Regions from separate parts of the Homo sapiens genome. Here region 2 is linked to region 1. The links are chromatin loops, found by intact Hi-C in ENCODE. Cell type or tissue: gastrocnemius medialis. All regions are shown on one strand. Links, peaks and the distances in the headings refer to the core of each region. The heading gives the core; the rest is flanking DNA.

Region 1 (10,057 bases), core at 1,097-9,096:
GGGCTGGCACTGGGGGAGAGGTGAGAAGAGTAGAGGCAGTGAGGTCAGACGGACCTGGGTTTGAGTTCGGAATCTGCCTCCTACCAGCCATAACTCCTGGGTATGTTTAAGTCCTGAGCCTCGTTCTTGTTATTTCTAAATGGTGAGAGTGATGGGAGACAGAAAGGAGGAGGGGAGGTGAGGAAAACTAGATGGAGGCTGAGCTCCCAGCCTTGTGTGTGACAGGCGCTCCTGGGCTGGCCAGCCTGCCAGCCACCAATCCCAGACCCAGTCTCTCCTCTCCTTCAGAACAGAAGCCTGGCAGGTGGGGAGTTGGCACTCTGGGCTCATCCATGACCTGCTGTGTGACCCTGAGCATGTCACTTGTCACTTGTCCTCTTGGAATCTCTATTTGCTTATCCATCCCCCTGGGAATAAGAGCTGCCATCCTGCCTATTCCCTAGGGTACTGATGCAGCTCCAGGGGTGGGAACCTTGAGAAATACACAGACAGAGGTACCCTTGATACAACTGTCCCAGCCCCCCACTAACCTAGGAAAGTAACTTCATCCCTCTGGGCCTCAATTTCCTCATCTGTAAAATGAGGACAAGAATAGTACCAACCCCACAGAGTTGTCATGCACAAAGATGAAAGGAATTACTGCAAGGCAAGAACAGTTCCAGGTACTCAGTAAGCACCCAATCCATGTTAGCGATTATTATTGCTGCTATTGTTATTATTGGCCCCTCCATGTAGTGTGGACCTATTTTACTTCTGTATCCCTCAGAGGCAAGCACAGTTGCCTGGCGCAAAACACAAAGGCAAGGAATGAATGCATGGATGAATGAATGAACAAATGCCTGAATGAATGAACAACTGACTGAATGAATGAACATGCCTTTGTCATCCTTTCCTTATTCTTCCACGGTGGAGGCTTTGCAGATCCCCAAGCCATGCCTACAGACCCCACGTCCATCCCATCCCATCCTTTTCCCAGAAATCTGTCCTGGATGCAAAACGTACCTACAGAGAAGAGGGGGCCAGGTGGTCTCAGGTAAGTGATTCAGCTGTAGCATAAATGCTAGAGGCACTAAGGGGCCAGAGGAAGACAGACGCCCAGGAAGCTGGAGCAGGGGAGGCCTAAGGAGAGGTCTCAAAATCAGCAGAGGGGAAAGAGCAGCAGCTGGGGCTCCAGTGGCCAGATGAAGCTGCCCGGCATGGAAAGGAAAAGGCAGCCTGACCACCCATCCGCGCCCCACAAAGCGGCTGTGAAAGGACCATATGCCTGAGAGGCCAAGCCTGCGGGACCCTCCTTCTCCCCCTCCCCACGCCCTCACCCCTCCTCAGTGCTGGAGCCCTGGGAGACACAGGGGCTGTGTCCAGTTGGAAAGTTGTTTGGAGGTGGAGATGGAAAATGGCTTTGGGCCTCGTCCCTCTGTCCATGTAACTCCCTGCTTCCGGGCTCAGCCATGAAGAAGGACTTAAACCTGGGGCTCACTCTACCCTGAAGATGGGGCTCTGTGAACCCATGCAGCATCCCCCAGTGGGGCTGGGTGTGAAGGCCACAGAGAAGAAGCGTTCAAACCGCTGCTGGTGTGCTTTGACCTTACGAAGCACCTTTCCTGTAGCAAATCACAACACCTCACTACAATGCTCATCAGTATTTCTATTAGCCCCATTTTACAGGTGTGAAAACTGAGGCTCAAAGGGGTTAAGTAACTCAATGGCAGAGTGACCGTGACGGCCAGGCAGCCAGTCCCAGAGCCCTCTTAACCATCGCGATGGGCACTTCTGAGCGTGCCATGCCAGGTCTCCTGCACAGGCTCAAACATGCCCACCCTGCAGAGCCACTTCCAGCCTCCATACCGACTTGTGCCCTGGGATGATGGCTTCAAATTAGTTCCTGTTGTCTAACCCCACCATCCTCCCAATCTAGACATGAAGGCCACATAATCCATGAAGCCCTCCAGGACTACCACATCCAGAGAACTCTGCTTGAATCCCTGTGGCACTTGCTGCCTGTGCCATCTTCTCAGCCCTTGGTATCAACTCCTGCTGGAGACTAATCATTAGCTTTTAGTGGATATGTGTGGAAAGTCCATCTCCCCATCAAACTGAGGACAGCTCAGGGTAGAGATGGTGCCTTTACAATAAGACAGGGAGTTCCTCGAGGATGGAAACTCTATTTTTTCTTATATCGGGCATTACTCGAGGGCAGGGTAACTAAGAACAGCTCTGTAGTTCCTATCATTCTAGAACACTTTTTTTTTTATTTTTGAGATAGAGTTTTGCTCTTGTTGTCCAAGCTGGAGTGCAATGGCACAATCTCGGCTCACTGCAACCTCCGCCTCCTGGGTTCAAGCGATTCTCCTGTCTCAGCCTCTTGAGTAGGCATGCACCACCATGCTCAGCTAATTTTGTATTTTTAGTAGAAACAGGGTTTCTCCATGTTGGTCAGGCTTGTCACGAATTCCCAACCTCAGGTAATCCACCTGCTTCGGCCTCCCAAAGTGCTGGGATTACAGGCGTGAGCCACTGCGCCCGGCTAAATGCTTCTTTTCTTTCTTTCTTTTCTTTTTCTTTTTTTTTTTTTTTCAGACGGAGTCTCGCTCTGTCACCCAGGCTGGAGTGCAGTGGCACGATCTTGGCTCAGTGTAACCTCCACCTCCTGGGTTGAAGCATTTCTCCTGCCTCAGCCTCCGGAGTAGCTGGGACTACAGGAGAATGCCACCACGCCCGGCTAATTTTTGTATGCTTAGTAGAGACAGGGTTGCACCATATTGGTCAGGCTGGTCTTGAACTCCTGACTTTGTGATCTGCCCACCTCAGCCTCCCAAAGTGCTGAGATTACAGCCGTGAGCCACTGCGCCTGGCTAGAATGCTTTTAATCACAGTCTAAAGGAACTGCAGCCATCAGTTAAATAAAGAAGCCACGGACCCTCATCATTACACACACAGCAAGGAGAACTGATTAAGCTTCCCCAGAGTCACAGCTTCTCTCCCAGGACTCTGTGCCAGTTTCTTTTCCCTCCAGAGTTATTTCTATGCTTCCAGCTTCCCGTCTATCCCCACATTTCTATCTTCCTTCAAATAGGCCTCCCAGGAAAACTCTGAAACCTAACATTCTGTGCACCTAACAAGGTGTACAGAGAAGCATGTGCCCAACAGGTGTTCACCAAGCACCCACTGGTGCCTCACAAACCACACTAACAAAAGCTACAGCAGTGAATGTTCATTGCAACAGGAACTAGGGGTCTCAGGATCATGCCACCATGAAAGAGACCCACTCTCCGAAAGATGGGTCTGCTGTGCGCCGGTCCTGGAGTGCTGATGAGAAAGTCAAGCAGGATCACTGGAAACATAAGCCTGACACCCCCACCACTGGGGCAGTTGCTGTAATGGAGGCCATGCCGCCCCCCTTAGAAACAAGATCTCCACCTGAGAAGCCCACCCTATGAAACAGACTTCACCCTCTGGAGACACCAACACCAAAGCCATCAACTTGGTTATTTCCCCTGCTACTGCCTCCAGGAATGCCAGATTAAAACACGAGTTGTCAGGGCGGAAGTGTCCCCCAAATCACCTACAGTCAGCTAGCATGCCCCATTTAGATGAGAGGACTCTTCACCTTGCCCAGAGGGGCATCCCCCAGGAGCCCGTGGGCTGGCTGTAAAGACGAGGGGGCTTGGGGTTGAAACCCTGAAGTTTGTCCCTGACTTCACCTCTAAACCCCTCTCTGAGCTGCATTTTCCCTACCCCTAAAACCAAGGGGTCTTCCTGGATCTCAAAGAACAGCCCCCTGAGAAGGGGTCTGGGCTGTATCTGATGGATAAACTCCACCTTCAGGGTTCAGGACAGTGCCAGGCATACAGCGGGGCTGGCTCTCAACAATGCCTGTTGCTGGAGAAAGGATCATTGACTGGTGGGGGTGGTGAGGAGTTTCAGAAGGGACTATGATCCTAAGTTGCGTGTGCAGCATGAGCTACAGGACACCCTGAGATCATCTGCTTCCTGTGGGGGAGGGGAAGGACCAATTTCATCACCCTCCCATTCTGCCTGGGGCCTGCCCTGCCTCCCAGGATCCCCCAATCCCCCTCTTTTCCTCTTAGGAGAAGGGGGTGGGGAAGACTTATCCTTCCTTTCCCCTCTCCTCCCCCAACTTCCCCTCCCCTCCCCTCCCCTCCCCCAGCCACTCATGGGCCTCTTGTGTCTCCGGCTGGTCGCTGGGCAGCGAGAGGCCTTTCATGGTGCATTCTCCCGCTGCCCCCCTCCCCACCCTCTCTCCCCAGCAACCCCAACCTGTCGTGCCCCCATCAATCTACTGCAACCCAGCCCTCTCCAGCTGGCCTGGATGGGCCGTTCCCAGGCAGAGCAGGTCCACAGTGGAAGGTGGTGGAAAAATGTGGACAAATTTCTGATTTGCAACACTCTGGGAAAGAGTTTATTGCCATTGTTTGAGGACGAATGTATAAATAAAGCAAGGCGAAGATGGCAGGGGGAGGCTGGTGAAAGGCAGAAAACGAGAAATTTTATGGCCATAAGGAGCGTACTCTAATGGTGATTTTTGAGGCACTGGACCATGGTAGTTACTTAGCCAAATGATTGCTGTGAAGCTGGGCGAGGTGGCTTATTTCTTAATTACTGTTACGTATTATGTCAGGCAGATGCCCCAACCCTGGAAAACTTGGTCCTGAGCGGACCCCGGCTTGGAGCCAGCTCCTGGTGCAGGGATGCTGGTGGGCAGATGGGAGGCTAAGTGAGGGCTGTCACCTGCCCTGATCAGGGGAGCGACCCTGGGGCCTGCTGCATCTCCCCGCTGCCGGGACTCCTGGCCCCCGAGACACCACCAAGAGAAGAAGTGAAAGAGAGACTCGAACTTAGAGCCATGCCTTCAAGATATGAATTCACTCAACACATCGGGGTCGAACACAGGTATGAGCCCCGTTCTGAGCTAGTTATGAGAGCTGCGACAGAAAATGAGACTTCAAAAGCTGTTTACAAAAAGCAGCCGGGGGCTCATTTCGGCTTCCTGGCTAAGAGTCTCTGCAAAGCTGTTCAGAGAGCAGGACAGCAGGTGGGGTTGGGGGGACAGCCTGAGAAGGGGTCCTGGGCTGTATCTGATGTATTAATTACCCCACCTCCAGAGCCCAGGACAGCACCGGCATGCAATTGGGCTGGGGAGAGGAGAGATGCCCTGACATGCTATGTCACCTTGGCCAGGTAGGTGGTCTCTCTGAGCCTCTGTTCCTTCACCCATAAAAACTGGGTAGGCTGGGTGGGGCTAAATATTCCCTTTTTGGTTCTAACATCTTAAGATTCTGTGATTCTAAGATGCTGTGGTTCTGTTGCTGTCAGAGTTGGTGAGGTTGATTTTTCCAAGGCGATCGGCACGTGCCTATTGGACACTTTCGGCTTTTTTTCATGGTGGGCGTGTGTCAGGTAAGGCAGCCACAGAGGAAAGAAGGGGGCTGCTGAGGGTCCACTATGTCCCAGGAAGTCATCGTGCACTACATCCTTTCATAGAACCCTCACAATCATCTCGTGGGAAGAGGACTCTTTCAAACACTCAAAAAGAGGTGCAGACTTGCTCAGATGCTAAGCAGCAAAGTCTCCATCCAAACCCAGGTGGGGCAGACACCGAAGCCAATGAATGCATTTTAAGCAAAGCAAGCCACCTCCCCAACATCTTCTAGACCAGCTGTCAAGTGTTAGCAGCATCAGAATCACCTAGAGGGCCTCTGGAAACACAGGTTGTTGGGCCCCATGAGGGAGCCTAGGAAGTCTCATTCCCAGCAAGTTCCCAGATGATGCTGCCACTGCTGTTGGTGGGGGTGGTTCACAATTTGAGAACCACTGTTCTATAGAAATGCAGAGAAAACCAGCATCAGCAAATAAACAGGACCACGCTGCTCTGTGAAAGGGAGCAAGAGCCTGGGGAGAAACACACAACCCCTCTCACCCATCAGCACAGTGGAAAAAGGGGGACAGACAGCGGTGCCATGCCCTAGCCCCTCGTGGCTCCAAAGCCCTGGATCTTTTTCACATGGGAAGGGTGGAGACGATGCCAAGGGGGCCAGCTTGGAGGAGGAACTTCTTTCTCTGTGCCTGCTCCTGCAACTTGCCATGGTGGCTGTGCCATCAGATTCTTGACAGACCACAGCCTGGAAGCCTGCCTCCCTGCCTGCTCCGGGCTCTGAACTCACCTCTTTTCACCTCTTCTTCTCCACCCTGGCTCTTTCCCTAAGTCCCGTTTCTCCTCACCATCTTTTCCTTTGTGTTCAGCAATCAGGTGTGTCACTGGTGTTTGCAAGGAGAAAGAGCCGTCATAGTATCAGGAGAGTGGCCTTTAAAAGACTGAAGTCAGGAACCACACCGGACACCTACCTCCTCCATGAGCTGTCTTCCAGCCTCCCCTCTTGAATTATTTGGAGGAACCCTGTTTCCGCTCCAAGAAGATAAGGATTTTATCTGTTTTATTCATTGCTTTATCCTCAATGCCCAGAAGAGGGCCTGGCCCATGGTAATTGCTCAACAGACATTTGTTGAAGGAGTCAAAGAATTGCGTCCTCCTATATGGCCAGATCTGTGCAATAAGGTGCAATGTTCCAAATAGTTTGCTCTTCAAGCCAACGTGATTGTTGGTGAGTGTGTTAGGATTGTTTTGTACAATAATTTCATTAGAGATGTATTTATGCAACACCAGACACCTGGCCCCACGCTGGAAGCCCCAGCTAGCCAGCTGAACAGTTCCAAGAGGTCGAGGACTGACACTCTAAACCAACACACAGATATTCCGTCGAATTCCCCCTTCTGCTTCCAGATGTCTCAGCTGCTCAGAGGGCCCCCAAATGCAAATGCAGTGTCTTCATTATGGCTCCAAAATAACCTCCCTTGCCCGTGGAATCCCTCATCCACCCTGGGGTTTGAGTATCTCACTGCAAAGGGTCGGACATCTTTGGAATGGGTTCCTGAAGGAGCCACTTTTTAAAGGAGTTAAAATCCAATTTGATCCTGCTGTTGACGCCTTTTAAAAGTTTGATGTGTTTTAGATAAAAACTTTTTTTTGATCAATAAAAATAAAATCTGTTACTCGCACCCTGGGACAATTATTGCTCTGAGCCCAGTTTACTGAATCTTGATCAAATAAACAATGTTATTTTCCAAAAATGTGGCCAACCATAGGTTAGTTACATTAAACTAGCAGGGGGTGGTACAATCTGAAAACACACTGGTTCTGACAGGGCACGAAGTCATGCTTCTAGATATTTGGGAGTGGACAAAAATGTGTTCACTTAAGGAGCTGACCGTGTGGGATTGGGCTTCTTAGTTCTGAAGAGCATGTGGTCTTCTCCATGGGGATAAAACAGTGGTAACGGGTGTCTATGACGCTCTTGCCTTATGCCAGGTACTAAGCTTTGCATGCGTAATTGTCATCATTCCAAGCGCTCAGAGATGGTAGGCATCAATATTAAACCAGTCCTAAAGAAGAGACTCTGAGAGGGGCAGTGATTTATCCAAGGTCACACAGCTATATGTGGCTGGGTCAGGACTTGAACCCAGGCCCATCGGGAGTCGGAACCCACGCTACAGACCCCTTGCCACTCCAACTCCCTTTCACTAAGGGAGGGCAGTGAGGAGGCCTTGGAAATTGCAGCTCTGCATGTGCCAGTGCTGCTGCATCCACAATCTTTTACCTCCTCTTCCCCGCATCAGCGCCGTGCTGTGCTTGCTCTAAATAGCCCCGATAGAGGCTTCATAAAATACCAGTGCTCTGGCCAGATGCAGTGGCTCACTCCTGTCATCCCAGCATTTTCGGAGGCTGAGGCAGGCAGATCACCTGAGGTCAGTTCAAGACTAGCCTGGCCAACCTGATGAAACCCCCCTCTCTACCAAAACTACAAAAATTAGCCGGGCGTGGTAGTACATGCTTATAATCCCAGCTACTCGGGAGGCTGAGGCAGGAGAATTGCTTAAACATGGGAGGCGGAGGTTGCAGTGAGCCCAGATCTCGCCATTGCACTCCAGCCTGGGCGACAGAGCGAGCGAGACTTAGTCTCACAAAAAAAAAAAAAAAAAAAAACACAGTGCTCTCCAGTCTAGGGCCGCATTTGGCAGGAGGGGACACTGCATCTGAGACAGGGATGCATATCCTGGGAAGATGCTGCACCTCGTGTTTCCTGAAATTGACATGGAAGGACACACACCTCCTGCCAGCCATGGTTCTGCTGGGTGGGTGCATGGCGCACCCTTACAATCCTGAGGACATTTATTTCCTGTTACATGTTTCTAAACAAAAAAAAGTTGATATTTTATTATAAGAATCTTATGTATTCTGTAAGAGATGGGGGAAGGGGATGGCTTGGTGGTCTCAGAGGCTAAGCTAGATCTGTAATACCAGGATGCCAGGGGACCTGGTGGCTAGTTTCAGAGGGGCAGTGGTGAAAGAACAGGAGATGGCAAAGGGAGATTCTGGAAAGTAAAGGGTATTATCAAGGGTGCGTGGGATGAGGAAGCTGTTAGGGTTGGACATCAGGCTGATCACCTTGGTGAATGAGGAGGGACAGAAACAAACACTCACAGAGTGCCCTGTATGTGCCATACTCTGCTCAGACATTCCCTCATTTCATCTTGACAACTACACCAACAGGAACTTTATTATTCCTATTTTATTTAGTTATTTATTTACTTTTTTTTTTTTAAGAGACAGGGTCTTGTTCTGTCACCCAGGCTGAAGTGCAGTGATGCAATTATAGCTCAGTGCAGCCTCTAACTCCTGGGCTTAAGTGATCCTCCTGCCTCGACCTCCCAAGCAGCTAGGACTACAGGTGGGCACCACCATGCCTGGCTCATTTTTTAATTTTTTTTTTTTTTTATAGAGTTAGGGTCTTGCTATGCCAGCTCCTGGCCTCGAGTGATCCTCCTGCTTCAGTCTCCCAAAGCACTGGGGTTACAGGTATGAACCACCAGGCCTGGCCTGTTCCCATTTTAAAATGAAGAAAGTGGAGGTACTGGTTATGCCACCAACCCAAAGATATAAGGCAGGGCCAAGATTCAGGATTTGAATCCAGGCCTGCTGAGCCCTCCGAGATGCTGGGAGGGAATATGTCTCTCCAAGGTCGTCCTCCCAGGGCCCAACCTCCACCATCACACCCTCCTCCCACCTGGCCCACTGGGGCCTCCCAGCCCCAACCTCTGGCTTTCTTCCCCTTCCAGGCTCGGCTGTCTGCCCTCTAATTAGATTCCCCTGGAAATAAGAGTGCATTGTACAGTTCTGCTAAAGGCAAACTGATTTTACCATTTCTTTTCTTTCCTCCTCTTTAATGACTCACAATGTCTCAAGGAGGTTTCACTTAGGGCCTGCACACTGGAAAATTATTCTGTCTCTCATGCACTCATTTTTCTGTTGAGGAAAATTGAAAACTGGATTCCTCCTCCATCACTGGCCCCCTCTCTTTGCCTACCTTGTGCCCAGAATATTCTAGTCCTCTCCCGAATTGCCTTCTAGGCCCCTCTCTACCTCAAAAGCAAGTCCTGCTGCCTTCCTGCCCCACAGCTTGGAAAGGCTGGCAGGCCCACTGAGCTAGGGAACAGTGAGGGGTCTTTCAAAAGTTTAGCGAGGAGGGAGGGAGCGAGGGGGTATGGGGTGCTGGGAGCCAAGCGGTTTGCCAGGCTTTGAGATGTGTTTGCCTCTAGAGAACTGGACCGGCTCCAGCACTTTTGAGGCAGGAGTTGGGTGAGTTCTGAGCCTTTATTGGTCCCATCAGGTTCCTGTTAAGTGTCAGAGAGTAAATTATAAACAAATGGGTCCCATTTCCATTTCTGAAGGCGTCTCCAGCCCTGCCTTTGCCCTCTACATGTAACGGTACATCCTCTTAAGTGGTGCCTGATGGGACAAGGAGCCAGGTGGAGGGACTCGCACGGGCCCGGGCTGTCGTCTCCATGGCCTGCAGCCCCTGCCGGCTGGCTGGCACCCTCTGACCAGGCCCTGGAGAGAGGCCAGCAAGGCTTCTGGTGTGACGGATGGACAGATAGACTGACGGACGGATGCCTGGGGCTGCAGGTCTGGGCCCTGAGTCAA
Region 2 (10,057 bases), core at 1,408-9,407, 52 kb before region 1:
AACTCCTTTCACCCCTTTCTACCCTGCACTTTACCTTCCAGCTATCCCAAACAATGTGGTATTTCTTGAAGATATCCTTCATTCATTCACGTATTCGTCCAACAAGCATTTCATAGGGTGCTACTATGTGCCAGTCTGGAGCTAGGGCTGGACTATGAGCTCTTTGAGAGCAGGATGGAACTGCATTTTGTCCGTCTCTGTAGTCCCAGTGCCTACGTGGTACTTGCTACATATTCTGAGCTCAGAAAACCTCTGCTGAATTCATGTGTATTCCTTTAACAAACATTTACTGAGCACCTATTATATGCCAGACACTAAGCCAGGCACTGGGGACACAGCCATGAAAAATGCCAATCCCATGTCCTCCTGGAGCTGTCGGCCTAAGGAACGAAGCTGACAATAAACAAGTGAACAAATAATATAATTTCTGATACTGATAAATGCTACGGAGGAAAAATAAGGGGCTATGTGGGGCAGTCAGGCAAGACCTCCCCAAAGATGTGATATCCAGCAAGACCAGAAAGAACAGCCCTGAGAAGACGAGGCAGGGGAGCTTTCCAGGCAGAGAAGTCAGCAAGTGCAAAGGCCCTGAGGTCCCTGGGGCTGAGGGGGCTGAATCACGAGATACACCCAGCAGGTTTAGGAAATAGCAAGAAGGTGAAGGCGGAGAGTAAAAATTCCAGGAGCTGCGAGGGCTTGTGCAGTCCTTTCTCAGAAGGGGCTTGGGTGGTGCCCGGTGGCTCAAGAGGCCTTGGACCCTGGGCTGTGAACTGACAGCTCAGAAACAGCTTGGGTCCAGGGAGCTTTTCCCGTAATGGGATTTGCTCAATGGGATTTGCCCTGGAACATCAAATCAAATCCACATCTGGGGAGGGTGTGAATGGAGGATGTGCTGCCACTGCTTACTCTCTCCCAGAGCCCCTGGGGGTCTGTGGATCAAAGGGCTTCCATTTCATCCAACCCCCTGTCTCCAGGCAGGGCAGCGTCTAAGCTAATGGGACAGGACCCAACTGGAGAGCGGCGGGAGGGGAGAACACTCACTGATGAAGACCACAAGGCCTGAGTCATATATTGGCCAGTTCATGGACTCCTCAAGCAGATGGGGTATCATTACTCCCATTATGCAGATGGGGAAATTGAGACACGAGGAAGCAAAAGGGCTCACCCACAACCACACAGCCGGTAAGTGGCAGAGCTGGGATTTGCACCCAGGTCTCCCGGGTCCCTAGCTGTGCTCTTTCCCTGCCACCAGCTGTGCTGGAGAGCACACAGGGAGAGGTTTGGCAACCTCACTGCACAGAGCCCTATGGGCCTAAATGCCCCTCGCTGGCCTCTGGCTTCCCGGGGACCTTTAGGGCTCCCTCTTGGCCTGCAGAAGCAGGAAGCATTGGCCCACAGTTAGGAATCCAGCTGAGGTCCGGAGCCTGCAAACTTTTCAACTTGAGGAAGTTCAGGTCTGATGCAGTAATCCACCCCTCTCAAGAATGCTAAGGCCTCTCCCCGGGTAGATTTTACTTTTTTCCTGGTGACCTTGCTTTCACTAATGTATTACTTCTTGGTAGGTTACCGTTACTAACTCAAAATCAATACCGACCTCCACATCTGTAAGGTTTTATCTGAAGGCAAATCTCAGGGCTGTCCGTCAGGCTGACAGACAGCCGTCCCTTCCTCTCCCTTCCTCCTCCATTTCCCCCCACCCGCCACGGCCCCTACCCCACCCCCAACCCCTTCCTCTCCCTCTACTCCAAATCAGTCCCAGCCTCGACCAGACTAAATCAATAAGAGGCCAGCCTCACCCTCCCTTCCGTCTGCTGGGGAGAGGCTTGCTGGTTTGGGGGTGGGGGCCCCCCTTCCACAGCCTCTGCTCACCGCCCCCTCCCCTGGGACATGCCGGCGCGCTCCCCTACTTTAAAAGAAGGGGATGGGAAAAATGTAATTAGTTCCCTCCGTTCCTGAGCTGGCCCCGAGGGCCTGGGACTGAGGAGGCTGAGCTGCGAGATCTGCACCCTCTGTGATAACTGAACGTGGCTTTGGGAGTGTGGCTGCAATTAGAAGGGGCAATCGCCATCATTGGGGCTCTGTGGCAGGGTTTGTGGTGGGTGGGTGGGGGCCGCAGCAGGGTGCAGAGGAAGAGGGAGGCACAGGGCCTAGAGACTGAAGGTCAGGATAGGGGTGGGGGTCAGGAATCAGGTCAAGGCTGCAGGGACCATCGGCAGGACACAGAGCCCCACCTCTACACTGCCTGAGAGGGACCCTGAGGCTCTAAGAGGGACAACAGTTTCCCCGAGGGCACTGGGCCTGGACCAGTCAGTGCTCAGAAGGGCTTTCCTGCAGCATAGGGGCCAGAATATCTGCCCTGACTAACTGCGACTCTGAGCAATTTCTTTAACCTTCTGTGCCTCGGTTTTCTCATCTATAAAATAGGTATGATGATAATTGTAGCTACCTAGAGAGTTATTGTAAGGATTAAGTGAGTAAATGTACACTGGATGTGCCATGCCTGGTGCATTGTTAGTTCCCAGTAAATATCAGCTGTCCCCCTCCCCTTCCTTTTTCACCTCCCCGACACCTCTTCTGCCTGGATTAGAAGGGAAGAGGCAGGTGGCTCAGGGACCTTGCCTGAGATGGAAATGAGCACTTGGAAGCAGACTCTGGGAACAGCTCTCAGTCAGGGGCTGTGCAGTTTTTCATCTTTTTCTCCCATGGGGGCCAACACCCAGTGGGTTCTTTCTGAATGAAGCATTGCTCTGCCCCCTTAGAACTGTTCTGTCCCCACGCAGAAGCTGGGGCCTGCACACTGGAAAGGGAGCAGGAGTGTGAGGCTTTGACAAGTTGCACCCCACTCTGGCCTGAGTGTGCTCCCCTATAGGAAGAAGGAACCATCAAAGTACAAATCCTTGGAGTCTCCCAGTCTCAGCTGAGCAAGGCCTGGAATCCACACAACTCCACAACACACACACTGCACAGGGCAGCCCACACCACACTCTGCAGGACACACAACTGAATCCAGGACGATGAGTCCATTGAAAATATCTCTGGTCCCAATCGCCAAATAGCCTTTCATCAGAGCCCCAGTTAACGGGCAGGATAGTTTTTCCCATTTGCACTCCCACTTTCCTAAACTCATCCAATACACTTACACATGCACACACTTGCATGTAAATACACCCAAATATGCACATGAAACTTGGGAGGCAACTTGGAGTTTGCTGCATGTTCACAGATGGGGAAACTGAGGCTGAAAGAGGGAGAGTGACTTGGCACCCCAGGGATTACTGCCACTCCCTCCTGCCCCCTGTCTTGGGTGTGGTTCCAAAAGGATCTGCTGGCTTGACACACAGAGCACTTTCATCTCCAAGCCTCAGGTCCACCTCCAGCCCTGGCTCACCGTTTTGACTTCCCCAAGAGGTGAGAAGAGGAGATATTTTCAGAGCCCTCTGTTCCCATTGTCAGAACACAGCTTGCCAGGAATAGAATGCTTTGTCTGAATTGCATGAAAGTGTCCCTATGGACCAAGAACTGTCCCCAGGCTGGGAGATGACCTGTGGCAGCCCAGCTCACAACTTGCCTTGGTTCCTAAGGGTCTGGGGTCTGGAATCCACCTCTGCCTCCAGGCAGATCCTGTCAGAGCAGGCTGAGGACTGGGCAAGAGAGATGGGCCTCTCCCCTGGGTCTGTCTGCTCCATCACTGGTTCTCCGTCTTGACTGTCCACTGGAATCACTTGGGGGTCTGGGGGTCAGGAGTTTTTTGTTTTTTTTTTTGAGACGGAGTTTCACTCTTGTTGCCCAGGCTGGAGTGCAATGGTGTGATCTCGGCTCACCGCAACCTCTGCCTCCCAGGTTCAAGCAATTCTCCTGGCTCAGCCTCCTGAGTAGCTGGGATTACAGGCATGCACCACCAAGCCCGGCTAATTTTTTTTTTTTTTTTTTAGTAGAATGGGGTTTCTCTATGTTGGTCACGCTGGTCTCGAACTCCTGACCTCAGGTGATCTGGCTGCCTTGGCCTCCCAAAGTGCTGGGACTACAGGCGTGAGCCACGACGCCCGGTCAGGTCAGGAGTTTTTAAAGCTCCCGGGTGATTCTAATGAGCAGCCAAGTTTGACGGCCACTAGTCTCAAGACATCACTGTGAATTGCTACACACGCGTAATACCATGACACATCCATACTCATACAGGCGAAGATATGGGATGCACACAAAAAACACCCAGACACCGATGCAGGAAGACACACACATTACAGACGCACCAACACACACCCAGACACCCGTGCAGGAAGACACACACATTACAGACACGCCAACACGAACAGACAGAGAACGACATCCATGAAAACCCGCAGGCACCCATCCCGCTGGCCACAGATCCACCGGCCTCCCCGATGTGCACACAAAGAGGTACACAGACCCTCACGCACCCACACACTGCCACCCCACAACTCCGCCTTCGTCAGCTCACTCACGCAAACCTGTGCGCCCTTCACCCTCCTCCAGCCCCCAGGGGACACCCAGACACACGCATGCCCCTACTGGCGGCTGCCTGTTCCCAGCCCCACACTGGGATTAGTGCAAGCCAGAAATTACCCACCCGGGCAGCTGCCCACCCTCACCCCCTCTTCCTCTCAATACTCCACTAAGAGGATCTGGACCCTCCCCCTCCTTTCCCCCTGTGGACAGCGGTAATAGGCTTCGGGTGCTGACTTGGAGCTTCCAAACAAGATTTCCTGCAGGTCTCCCTGTCCCCCACTTCAGTTTCCATCTCTGCTTATGGCCTCCACACCCAACCCCCTCCACTACCAGCATCCCACACCGAAGCCCTGCACCTGCCGTGTGGGCAAGAAGGTTCCCTTCCCTCTCCCGACCCAGCCCCCTGACTCCTGGTTCCCTCTCATTTGTCACCCTCGAAGCCCTCCATGAACGCTTTTCTAAGCCTGGCTGATGGCATTCTCTTGCACAAGCACAGCACTTTACAGTTTGTGAAGTATTTCCCTTTAAGCCTCATCATGACTCTAGGAAGTACTGTGACCCCATTTTTCAGATGAGAAAACTGAGGCTTAGCGGCTCACCCAGAATCACCTGGGGGATGAGTGACAGGACTGGGGCAAGGACCCTTGACTCTCGACTTCTGGTCTGATGCTAGAAGGTGATCGCCTTGTGCCTGGCTGTGGCCTTCATTTACCATAGGTGGCTCAGGGTCATTTATTACCTGAGTGTTAACTCTGTGTGTGTGTGTGTGTGTGTGTGTGTGTGTGTGTGTGTATGAGAGAGAGAGAGAGAGAGGATGAGAGAGTGTGTGCATGTGTGAATACTGTGTGTGCATGTGTGAGTACTGTGTGTTCATGCAACTTGTGCACATGGAAGTACTGTGTGTGTGTGTTGTATGCATGCTTCTAAGTCCTTGTGTGATGTGTGAGCATTGTGTCTTTGTATGTGCCTGTGTGTTATATGTGCATGGGAGTATTGTATGTGCATGTGTAGAATCTGTGTGTGCATGTGCAAGTATTTGTGTGTATATGTGTGAATTTTTTATGTGTTTCTGTGAGTATTGTGTGTGCATAAGTATTGCATGTGCATGCAGTATCTACTACTGTGTGTGCATGGTGTGTGTGCATGTGAGCACTGCACATGTATAGGGCACAGATCCTGTGTGCCCCAACCCAGAGTACAGGCTGAAGCTCGGGGACCTTGGAAGCTCAGAGGATACGTGGTGAACACCGGGTCATTGACTGCCATCTCTGACCAGGGTGGGGGCTAGCCACCCACAACCCTGGTGGGGTCTCTTCTCCTCCCACGTGCAGCTTGATATACAGACTTGGAAAGACTCATGAGGCCGGCTCTGTCTGAGTGAAGAGGAAAGCAGAGGGGATAATTTGTGAAACTGCAGCAGAAGACATCCAGCTGAGACTTTGGTAAGAACCTTCTGGTGTGTGAGGGAGAGACCCTGGGAGGTGCAGCCAAAAGAGGCTGTGAGGTCCCTGTGTTCAAGCCTTACCCCGTGGAAACTTTCAGTCCCACTAAGGCCCAACCCTCTGCCTGGGAACAGACTGAGCCTCACCCTGTTTGTTGTTTTCTTGTGGCCATGACGTGCCTGGATTTGGCCATGACGTGCCTGGATTTGGCCAGGAGCTGCCTGGGGACAGACTTGGCGTCTTATTCCCAGTGCCTGGGACACAGAAGGCACCCAATAAACATTTGCTAAGTGAGGAATTCATGAATGAAGAAATGAATTTATCTTTTTATCCTGAGCACAGGATCTAGCACAGAGTTGGTTGGAGGAAAAGAATAAATTGAGGGGACATATTGCAAACATCCTCCAACCCAATGGGTTTCTAAGTGCCCCCTCCCCATTCCAGGGGTCCTTGGAGGCTTTTAGTTAAGGACTGTCTAGAGGTGAGGTGGGGGTGGAGGGAGGAACAGAATGGCTTTCCACTCATTGTCCAAGAAGTCAAAGACACACACACACACACACACACACACACACACACTCACACTCTTCCAATGTCTGTTTTATAAGATGTCTAGAGGTGAGGTGGGGGCGGAGGGAGGAACAGAATGGCATTCCACTTATTGTCCAAGAAGTCAAAGACACACACACACACAAACACACGCACACACACGCGCGCACGCGCGCGCGCGCACACACACACACACTCTTCCAATGTCTGTTTTACAAGATGTCAATCTCCAAATTTCTGGAAACATCTAGAAATATCTGGAAACACCAGATGGAGGCTTTGCCCCTCATCCCAGGGCAGATCCTTGGGTTGGCCTGAGTCTGAAGGTGCCCACGCCAGGATGGGTCCAAGGGCTCAGGGCCCCTGGTGGGTCCTGGTGCTAACGGTGTAGTGAGATTCTGAAACCATCTCTGATGGCTCGATAAATGGTGGACGAGGGATTAGAGTGACTCTGCTCGGAGCGGCGAGGCTCGGGGGGAAGGGGCCGATCGCTGGAAAAGATATGACTATTTAAAGATAATGATTGCATAAATTTAATTAGCACACTTTCACGCGGCAAATGGCCGTTTTGTAATTAATGTATCTGGCCTTACTAAGCATGAAAGATCCCATCTCCTCCCCCTCCCTTCCCTGCTCCCCCTCTTCTGCGGCCCTAATGAAAGACAGAGAGCAAGTGACAGAAACAGTTTGTCAGCGGCTCCAGGTGTCAGGGGCCTAATTGGCCGAGCTGAGGGGAGGAGGGGCAGGCGGGAGGAAGGAGAGGGGAGGGAGGAGGGCCTCCTTGACTCTGGTCCCCCGCCCAGGTTGGAAAAGGAGGACGTCTGGGCTCTCAGGCCCCCCTGGCCTGGCGGTGTTGGTGGGGCGGGGGGGGGGCGTCTCCACCTCTGTAATTGGTGGAGACGAGGATGCAGATTGGCTCTGGCAGGGACTGAGCGGTGGCAGGGAGGCCTTGTTAGTACCTGGGCAGACAAGCTGGCACATATCACAACGTGTTAAGGACTCAGGGCCGTGATAGCTCAGGCCCGGCTTGCCCCCTCCCAGGAACAAAATCCCTTCAGTGGAATGAATTAATAAACAAGCCTCAGTTTCCCCATTTGTAAAATGGCCCCTGGTTATAGAGAAGCTCACATGGGCAAAGGATCATAGCCTTAAGCACCTACTATGTGCCCATCACCTACTTTGTGCAGGCGGACTGCCAGCCCCTCCTCCCCACAGCAGGTCGAAGACATGCATTTTCACTTCTCTGAAATGAGGATGTGTATTGCCTTCGTCAGTGCCTTGCTGTGGCTATGTGGCTGCGTAGCTGTGTGGAAAGCTTTTGTTCCCATCTTCTGATAGGATCAAGGGAGGGCCAGGATCAGATGTCTTAGATTCAATGAAATATGAAATATAATGAAAAATGCCTGTTCCATTTTCAAGATCAGGAAACGGAGGCTCTAGAAAGCTAAATAATTTGCCCCAGTCTCCACAATTAGTAAGCACTGGGGGTTGGATTTGAACTCAAAAGTTGTAAATAGAGTCGGTTCTGTTTCTAGCATCCACCCAGGGGCCTTGCTGCAGGGCCAGCTCAGCACCTCTTCCTACCTCCATAGTACCATCCTCTGCAGGATGACTAAGGTGTTTGACTGGCTTCATAGGACAGTCTGTTAGTTAGGTGGGTGCACCTGTCAATTGCAGTGCTGTCCCTCGAAGTTACGGATTGGTTTTCTGGGTGACCTGGTAATGGAGCAGACAGAGAGGGTTTGAGCTACCATGCCCGCAGTGTGCCTTGGCTGTGTTGGGGCTCTGCTGATGGTGGCTGTGTACATCTCACCTCTCTGACCATGACCCTCCACTGCCTTCACCAGCTGCCTCTGCAGCCTGCTGCCAGCCTTAGCCACTGGCCTGTGCCCCAGTGAGCTTGGCCCTGCCCAGTTTTCTCTGTGGAAGACAGAGCAGGGAGGCCTTGAGCCAGCCTCGACTGGTGGAGTGGGGCCCAGCCAGCCCTCTCCCGGACCAAATTCAATTTCGAAGCTTAATGAGTTTGCAGAGGAGCCGGGTGAGCCCGCTGACGCCACTCCTTGCCGGCTGGGTGGTTCCCGGCCGGCCCACCGAGCACGCAGCGGCCTGAGCCGGGAGAACCCTGGGCCCCATTGAGAGTGGCGGGGGCACTGAGCGAGTGAAAAATGTCAGAGCAAATTGCTCTTGACAGCGTTAATATCTGCACCTCATAGCAATAATTACATGTAAATAAATAGCAAAATCACACTCAGCTGGAGGCAGCTTGGGGAGGACAGACGCTGCTAAAGACCAGCTGGGGACCGGAATGCTCTGCTCCACTCTTTTCTTTCCTTCTTAGAGTCTCTGCTCCCTCTCTCCCCCTCAGCCAGGCTCTTGCTGCAACACAGAGCAAGGACCTCAAGATCCTGGCTATGCATATTAAAAATGGAAGGGAAAAAGAAAGCATTTGGGTCCCCCCGCCATGGGTGCAATGAAACCTCCCAGCCTTTCTCTCTTCTCTCCCTGTGCATCTTATTCCACCTCCAGGTCTCTGCAGAGAGATGTCTCTGAAATCCACATCTTTGCCCCAACCTCTGTCCTGGACACGTTTGTGGCTATCTCCTGGTCTTGACCTACAAAGAGCTAGCTCTGACCCAGGTCCTCCTCCTGCATTCCCTGTTTCTGTCTACGATACCTCACCTTCTTGGTCACTCAGACTTCAGACATCCCAATCATCTTCGATTTCCCTCTCAGTGCCCATATTCGGCTGTCCTTCATGTGCCATGGAAAGCCACAAGCTAAACATGGCGCAACTTCCTGGAGAGGAGTCAACTTGACACGATGCCAACTTATTCCATTATTATGACCCAACATATATGGCTCCGTAGTGGCAAAGAATGCATCTCAAAGAGAATACATTAAACTCTATATTACACCCCACCCCCAGGGCCTCGGGGGGAACATACTCAACTATTATCCCGGGTGTTTGAAGAGAAGCTTGAGAAGCTTGAGAAGCCCTGTGAGCAGCAGATGGCCATTCCTTAGAGAGCATCAAGGCTAAGGAAGCAGCTGGAAGCATTCTAGGGTTTCCAACCAGATTCGCCTCTTGCTGCCACATTTGGGGGCCCATTAATTTGTTGTCTTGGTTTTGTCCAACTGGACTATGAAGTCTGCAAGAGCAGAAACAATGTCTTATTGGTGCCTGAATGTGCAGTTCTTAGCAAAAGGCCCTTGGAGGGGTTTGAGGGATGAGGAAAGGAGACAAATAAAGGAGGTGAAGGGTAGGAAGGAAAGGAAAGGTGGATGCAGACAGAAGATGGAGAGGAAAAAGCTGCAACCCAAGGAGGTGACACAACTCAAAATGAGCCCCGGTATACCTATTTACCCAGGTCTGATTTGGAGTTTCACTCTCCCCTCACGAGATGGACCCAGGAGCTCTTTCTCCAGAGATCCAGCCTCCCTCCTGCTCCCTGCTGGCACTGTAGAAAGTTCCCACGAGTTAGGGCTTCTGGGGCCCTGGGAGAAGGAACAGAGACAGCCCTTCCAGCTATGTCGACGCCCTGCCGCCTCACCCACACAGGGCAGGGAACGCAGGCTCCATTCTTTACAAAACAAATATCTTCTCC

The links. Hi-C counts contacts between places; a loop is a spot of excess contacts. Peaks named below come from ENCODE experiments on the same cell type or tissue, not always from the same donor. Only the 100,000 strongest peaks of a DNase experiment are listed, where the experiment ranks them.
Region 2: it touches region 1 in a loop (2.5-fold over the local background); 2 of 110 quality-filtered maps call a loop at or near these places.

The regions. Positions count from the first base shown.
Region 1 is chr1:18,670,599-18,680,655 of GRCh38, reverse strand. The region is part of intron 4 of PAX7 (paired box 7); the gene reads right to left. Among named protein-coding and RNA genes, the nearest start is that of PAX7, 45 kb to the right of the region's middle. In gastrocnemius medialis, for the core only: no CTCF peak of the experiment used is centred there; no DNase peak of the experiment used is centred there; H3K27me3 peaks cover 1,209 bases.
Region 2 is chr1:18,722,571-18,732,627 of GRCh38, reverse strand. The region is part of intron 7 of PAX7 (paired box 7); the gene reads right to left. Among named protein-coding and RNA genes, the nearest start is that of PAX7, 97 kb to the right of the region's middle. In gastrocnemius medialis, for the core only: no CTCF peak of the experiment used is centred there; a DNase peak (open chromatin) is centred at 6,037; H3K27me3 peaks cover 1,028 bases.